Regions from separate parts of the Homo sapiens genome. Here all the other regions are linked to region 2. The links are chromatin loops, found by intact Hi-C in ENCODE. Cell type or tissue: Caco-2. All regions are shown on one strand.

What was found. A loop is a pair of places that touch in the nucleus more often than their neighbours do. Peaks named below come from ENCODE experiments on the same cell type or tissue, not always from the same donor. Only the 100,000 strongest peaks of a DNase experiment are listed, where the experiment ranks them.
Region 1: a loop joins it to region 2, with 2.1 times the contacts of the local background. A loop is called at or near these places in 4 of 110 quality-filtered maps.
Region 3: a loop joins it to region 2, with 4 times the contacts of the local background. A loop is called at or near these places in 2 of 110 quality-filtered maps.

The regions. Positions count from the first base shown.
Region 1 is chr13:33,216,978-33,219,477 of GRCh38, forward strand. All of the region lies in intron 1 of STARD13 (StAR related lipid transfer domain containing 13), which reads right to left. Among named protein-coding and RNA genes, the nearest start is that of STARD13-AS, 59 kb to the right of the region's middle. In Caco-2, no CTCF peak of the experiment used is centred here; DNase peaks (open chromatin) are centred at 566 and 1,254; H3K4me3 peaks cover 260 bases.
Region 2 is chr13:33,016,418-33,018,917 of GRCh38, forward strand. KL (klotho) reads left to right here and starts at 6. Exons shown (of 5, transcript NM_004795.4): 1 at 6-842. The coding sequence starts at 24. It overlaps LOC124903151 (translation initiation factor IF-2-like), which reads right to left and starts at 36. Exons shown (of 2, transcript XM_047430819.1): 1 at 1-36. The coding sequence starts at 25. RefSeq lists enhancers at 1-185, 186-763, 972-1,031 and silencers at 42-111, 802-901. In Caco-2, no CTCF peak of the experiment used is centred here; a DNase peak (open chromatin) is centred at 1,274; H3K4me3 peaks cover 1,145 bases.
Region 3 is chr13:32,789,657-32,792,156 of GRCh38, forward strand. No RefSeq gene overlaps it. Among named protein-coding and RNA genes, the nearest start is that of LINC00423, 120 kb to the right of the region's middle. In Caco-2, a CTCF peak has its summit at 1,242; a DNase peak (open chromatin) is centred at 1,195.

The sequences.
Region 1 (2,500 bases), 200 kb after region 2:
GGTTGCCAGGTGGAGGGTGCTAAGTAAAAATGCTATATAACTGCATGCTTTTTATAAACAGTAGTGGTCTTCCTGTGTAGTCTGCTATCACTGGACTGCCCCATATGTAAGTCCCCCCAATAAACCCTATGTCTCGTTGGCTGGCTTCAGGTCTCTTCTTTGGCCTCTGGACATGGTACTATCCCTGCTGGAGTCAATAGGGATCTGGCATGACACCATATGACACCTATCATAGCCCACAGGACATGAAATTTGAAAGACATTTCTACTCTTGCAGCTCATTGTTTTTGATGGCATGTGCCAACTAAGTACTGACATGCCACTTGGGGATGAGTGAGGAGGCTGCCCCACCCTTGTGACTCCATGGTGTGAGCACCTCCTGCCTCCTGCCTTTCACCTCCACTGCTTGGCCTCTTCAAAACCCTCTCCATCCAACCTGCTCCTGTCAAATATGTCTCTTGTCAGACTGAGCAATGTCAGACTGAGAGCATTTATTTCATGGGCAGGAAGCCAGAGTGGCTGCTGTGATGTCTGACTGCACGTGTGGTGCAAGCACACAGGGGAAGGGGGCCTTAGATTTTCTCAGGTCAAGGAGGACCATGCGGCCTGGCCTTCTCCACTTAGCGCTGCATGAGCTCACTGGGCTGGCATCAGAAAGCCCTTCCAAAACAGGAAGATACAAGATAAAACCTCCAAGAGAGCAAGGGAGGAGAGTGATGCTCCCTCTGGGAAGAATGCACCAAGCCAGAAATAAACACCTTCATGAAAAATATTTTAAAAGTTAAGCTCAAAATTGTTTTTTAAATGCAGCTTTACTGAAAAAACTATAAGCTCAGAGTCTCTGCTGGGGCAAGGATAAACAAAGCACGGTTCTTTCCAACAGGAAGCCCTCAGTCTAGCAGGACAGGTAAATCAGGCGAGTGATTTATTTTAAAAGAGAAAGACAAGGGAAATGAACATTTACTGAGTGTCTACTTCATGGCAAAGCTTGGAGCAGACTATATTACACACACATACACACACACACACAAATTCACACACATCTCATTTTATTCCACTTTACAGAGGAGAAAACAAAAGCTCATAGATTTCAATGGTGTCAAAAGTTACACGGAAGTAGCCAACTTTTTACTGTATGGCAAACATACCTGCTAGCAACAGCTTAGCTTGAGCAACACCCTGAGAGTTACCCTATGGTTTAAGAGGAATGCGTGTTCAGAGTTCCAAGCTAAGGAATCCAGGAGTGGCCAACCAGAGATTCATTCCTTATCTATGAGGAACATCTGAGCCCACGGCCTGTCCCATGGAATGTGGGCTGTCCTGGGGAGTCAGACCCTTTGTTTTGGGTTAAGTGAAGGTTTCCAGGTGAAGGGTAAGTGAAAATGGTACATAAATTGCATGCTTTCTGAAGGTGGTCTCCGTGCTCCTGTCCAGCCTGCCACCACTGGAACACTCTGCATGTAAGTTCTTCTCAATAAACCCTATGTCTCATTTGCTGACTCTTGAGTCTCTCCTTCAGCCTCTTGAACCTGGTGCCATCTCTACTGAAGTGAATAGGGGTCTGGTACGACAATATTCAAATCTAGTTCTCACTCCAAAGCATGTAATTCCAAAGCCCACACTATTCCTACATTATGATGCCTATTTCACTTCATTTGTCTGACTCATAGGAACCTGTTTAACCTCCTTGTTAAATAGAACATTATAAGAAATGCTGCCATACCTTAACACAGCAGAGTACTATATAAATTCAGATGGCATTATTGTAACATATCTTTCATTCAGTTGTCTGTGAAGAACAGATAGTAGTTTATATATTTGTGAAACTCAGCATTAAGATTTTGATATTAAAAAGACAGGGAAGGATACTCTGTGATAAATACGAATTAGGTCACATCATTCTATGCTTGGTTATGCTGAACAACACGGCACTGAAAAAACAGAGAATACCTGTAAGATTATTTCTTCTAAAGGAGAACCTAAAGGTAAACCTAGAACTTGGATGACTCTACAAATAAGGGCCCTGGAAATCTACAGGGCGTCTTCCCTTTCTAATTTTAAAAATATAACAATCGTGTTTACTATATCTATTGTGAAATACAATTACAGGGTACTATGTAAGATGCTAAGGGGTGGATAAATCTCAGAATAAATAAATAAAAGTAACTTTCCATGGACTGAGGGAGACGGTCACCATGCAGTACGCCACAGTTCCAGGGCATGACTGTAGAGCAGGGAAAAGTACTGCAAAGACACCAATCTTTCTTTGATGTGTGTCCCTTTCTTCCCTTTGAGTTGGGTTCCTGCTGATCCTGAGGGAACCCCTCTTGCTGCTCCTCTGCTTGACCATCTCAGCGCCTCCTTAGAGCTCCAGCTGACTCTCATCCTGCTCCCCCATGCAGGGCTGGTTACATGATTTGTGGATCCCAGTGCAAAATGAAACAAGTATAAAAATAGGTCGGATGCAGGAGGTGGAGCTTGCAGTGAGCTGAGATTGCAC
Region 2 (2,500 bases):
CCGGAGCCTGGCTCCCGCGCAGCATGCCCGCCAGCGCCCCGCCGCGCCGCCCGCGGCCGCCGCCGCCGTCGCTGTCGCTGCTGCTGGTGCTGCTGGGCCTGGGCGGCCGCCGCCTGCGTGCGGAGCCGGGCGACGGCGCGCAGACCTGGGCCCGTTTCTCGCGGCCTCCTGCCCCCGAGGCCGCGGGCCTCTTCCAGGGCACCTTCCCCGACGGCTTCCTCTGGGCCGTGGGCAGCGCCGCCTACCAGACCGAGGGCGGCTGGCAGCAGCACGGCAAGGGTGCGTCCATCTGGGATACGTTCACCCACCACCCCCTGGCACCCCCGGGAGACTCCCGGAACGCCAGTCTGCCGTTGGGCGCCCCGTCGCCGCTGCAGCCCGCCACCGGGGACGTAGCCAGCGACAGCTACAACAACGTCTTCCGCGACACGGAGGCGCTGCGCGAGCTCGGGGTCACTCACTACCGCTTCTCCATCTCGTGGGCGCGAGTGCTCCCCAATGGCAGCGCGGGCGTCCCCAACCGCGAGGGGCTGCGCTACTACCGGCGCCTGCTGGAGCGGCTGCGGGAGCTGGGCGTGCAGCCCGTGGTCACCCTGTACCACTGGGACCTGCCCCAGCGCCTGCAGGACGCCTACGGCGGCTGGGCCAACCGCGCCCTGGCCGACCACTTCAGGGATTACGCGGAGCTCTGCTTCCGCCACTTCGGCGGTCAGGTCAAGTACTGGATCACCATCGACAACCCCTACGTGGTGGCCTGGCACGGCTACGCCACCGGGCGCCTGGCCCCCGGCATCCGGGGCAGCCCGCGGCTCGGGTACCTGGTGGCGCACAACCTCCTCCTGGTGAGTGCGAGGGGCCAGGCGGAGGGCCACGCAGGGGAGACAGAGGGCCTCCACAGGGGCCAGGGGGAAGTGTGGGAACTGAGTCTCCCCCAGACGAGGCTTCACTTGGACACGTGTATGTGGTCACCGGGGGAAACTGAGCAGTTCTGACTTCCCTTGGAAGGCGTGGAATTAGGAGAGAAATCCCTTAGTGGGCACACGAGTGAGTGCCCCTTGGAGTCCATCTGTGGAAAGGAAGCGGTGATAGGTTTCCGCAGTGAGGAAAGAAACTCCTTTCTCTGGGTGTAGAGGAATTCCTAGAGGTGAGGGCGGGGAGGATTTGCTAGGAGTAACTGCAGGAAGAGAATGAGCAGGGTGGATGAAAGAAACACGTTTGTTCTTAAGCCGCACAGATAGCATTACTCTCTGGAGCTGTCACGAGTTCAGTGTTAATCCAATAAGATCTGTCTTGCTTGTGGCACAAGTTCACACTGTTGTGAAAGTGTCAAAACACAACTCCCGGAGAGTCAGATTTAAACTGTGTTTGGAGGTCCCTTCTGCGGCAGGGCAGGGAACTGCATCCACCAATCTTATTCACCGGGGTGTGAAGACCGCTTTATACAATCTCAAACAAAGCTAGTCATAGAAACACAGAAACAACTGCAGGGTGATATAGATTGTTCTACCACATCTATATTTCCACAGTGCTCTCTACAGTTGAAAGGGTTCCTCACTTATGACATTGTTAGCCTGATAAAATTAATTGTAACACCCTTGTGCAAAATATTTTATTAATTTTGACAGCAGGAAATATTGCTATGCCATGGTAAAGTTGTCTCAAGTATTTCTTCCTCCTTTTTTCTCCTTAGTGTTCAAATTTAGGCACCATTGTTTTGGGGATTCATTTATAATCATGTCAGTTGTTAGTACACTTTGTACAGAGTTTTGTATCACAATAAAATATTTTATGTACATGTATAAACATTTTAATAAAAGTGTTTAAATGTACAACTTTTGGTACCCAATTCTGATCACTTGTGGGCCTACTGGAAGACTTATTTTTAAATTTAGAATTCAGCCACATATTCTGAACAAAGTCAGTACTAAAACCATTTCTAAACACTTTTAATTAAAGCCATAGATAATATGGGCAGAGCAGTACTGGGTTATTGAGGTGACTTAGTGCTCTGAGCTGCTGGTAATGTTGTAATAATGGCTAAATTAGATTTTATGTCAGTTCCACAAAACCTGTTTGCTGCTACTGGCCATAAAAGAATGTTGGATTTGTTTGGAAACACATTGTGATTTTTGTGATTTCATACTTATGTATGTCTTTTCATAAGGATGTTTTAGAGCGGTGATTCTTATACTTTTTCAATCCTTTTATGGATCTGAAAAACTCTAAAGACCACCAGTGTATGGCTGGTGATAGAAAAACTATGGGAAGAATGGTCTCACTTTTTGAAGAAAACATAAGCAAGTTATCAGTTCATACTGGAAGCAAATAAATGGATCAGCTGGAGGATCTAATAGATCATGCCCATAAAATCTTTACTTTAGATTTAAATCCTACAAGTTCTATTTTTAGAGTCCCTAGGATAAACTTGCATATACAAAGTAGTCAATTGTTATTATAGTGACTTATAGGATCATTTTATTATAAGATAAAGACTTGCGTG
Region 3 (2,500 bases), 230 kb before region 2:
AGTCACATATCAAAGTATATAAGGGATTAAAATAAGGTAGATCTAATAGAGATGTTAAATATTGTAATTTTGAAACAATACACCTTGTCAAGAAACTGAGTCGTATGGAAATTGGCTATCAAGCCAAAAGAATCTCAAATTACAAAATTAAAAATGAATTAAAATGAAATATCTAATTACCTGGAATTTTAAAAAATATTCTCAGATCAAGGGAAAAAATGACAAATATTTAGAAAGTAGCTCTAATAAAAATACGTATTAAAGGCAGTATATAGCTATACTATATATATGGCTGAGACTGTGGCTTTGCAGCCATACTCTGGGTTTCATCCTCAGTTTTGCTGCTTACCAGTTGTGTAACCTTGAGCAAGTTGTATAACCTCTCAGAGTCTCAGTTCTGAAGGATTAAGTAAATTTAAAGAAGTACATGGCACAGAGTAAGTGCTCAAAAAATATTAGCCATTGCTAGTATTTTCCAAGATGGCCAGTGTGGCTAGAATGGAGTAAAGATGGAAGAGCTTTATATGAAGTCAGGGGCGTGGAAGCACAGATGTAGGACCTTGTGGACTATTACAAGGACTGTAAGCAAAAGCCATAGGGCTTTTGAGTGAGATGGGAAGCCACCTGAGGTTTTGAAGAGAGGAGTCATATACTCTGACTTCCATTTTAAAACGATCCTCTGGCTAGTGTGAGGGGGGAGGGCTGAGGCAGACAAGGAAGCGGTTGTGCTAATCTGGGTTATCTGTGACTGGAATGGCCTTGATGGATGGGATGGTAGTAATGGATGTAGTGAAAAGTGGTTGGGTTCTGGATATATACTAAAGGTACAGCCAACAGAATTTGCTGATATATTGGGTATGAACTGTGAGAGAAAGCACCTGGCCCAAGCACTGGAGAGAGGAGTTGCCATTAACTGAGGGATACCTGTTATTACCAGAAAACAAATCTAAACCGTAATAGGAGAATAAATAGTCTTCCCTAAATACGGTTGGACTCTGAATTCTCCAAGAAGTTATGAGCTGTACTTAACTCATAGCTGACCTCTGTGGGAATCAGCCTGCGCCTAGATCTCAGTGGGACTGGAGCCTAAGCTGGCTCCTGGGGATCTCTGTTCACCTTGTTCATGGGACGATAGCCCCCAGCCTACAGGAACCTTCAGATGATTGGACAGTGGACAGTCACGCATATCTGGCAGATGGTGCAGGAAGAAACCGCAAGGTGACACTTCTCCACTAGTAGGAGTATGGGATGAGAACTCCCTCTTGTGAGATCACCATTCAAGTTGGAGAATACTGAACCTTGATTCTGGGGATCAGCTGGCTTCAAGCTTTCAGAGGGGCTAGGAGCTGTCCTTGGTGAATATGGAGAGGAACAAACTGAGTAAAGGCAAATGTCAGAGGAAAGAATTTGTCAAATGAAATTATGTTCATTGTGTAATCTCACCTTATTACTACCTCATTCAAACTGATATATTTGATGTGATTGGATTTGTTTGGGCATATTGGTGGAGAAACTAGATTCCCTGTACTTATTGACACAAGGCAGAATTGGAGCCACAGAGACACTGACGTTAGTGTTTTTGGTATTTAGTGACTTGTGAAATCACAGGTGACTTCTGATAGTGCAGACTTAGGGCACTATTGGGGTGGGGGAAAAGAAGGCAGAAGCCAGACTGCAGTGGGGTGAGCAAATGTGAGTTCAGGAAGTGGAGATAGTGGAGGCTGATTTGGAGAAGTCTGGATGAGGAGGAACAAGGAGATGCCTTTTTTTTTTTTTTTTAAGGATAAACTATACTTGAACATTTTTTCCCATTAAACATACATGTATTGGGGTACCTGCCCACAGCCTTTTTAATCTGCTGTGGCACATTGCCTCTACTGAGTTGCATGATCTTGTCTTCCCTCTGATCCTACCTCACAGAGAAGAGTAGCCCGTTCACAATGACCTATGTATTGTGTGACCTGTTTGTATTTTCTTGTAGGAATTTGAATTAAAAGACACAGACAAGTTTCCAGTGAGTCATGGAGAGTAAATAAAAAATCCACGGGCTACTCTGGGCCATATGTGAGAGGAATTTAAGGGAAAGCCTGCTGCAGGACAAAGGTGGGTGAGCAGATGTGTGGAAAGAAGAAGAGAAGTCCCTAGAGATTACGTGAGAAAGAGGTGGCCTCGATCTGAATCCACCCCTGCACCTTCTGAGCACTGTGGCCTTGCAGTAACCACCTCCCCACTTCCTGTTATTCAAACTGGTTTGAAGGGATTTCACTTTCTCCCAGATGAAAGGACCCTGACTGGAGCAGTCTTGCTCGGACCTCTTCATCTTCAGCCCCTGTTTGTTCAGATGTGTTGTACAGATAAATACCAGAGTGTGTGAAGATGCTGTCTTACCAGGTTATTCTTTTCTCTTTTTAGAGACAAGGTCTTGCTCTGTCACCCAGGCTGGAGTGCAGAGGCGCGATCACAGCTCAGTGCAGCCTTGCACTCCCGGGCTCAAGCAATC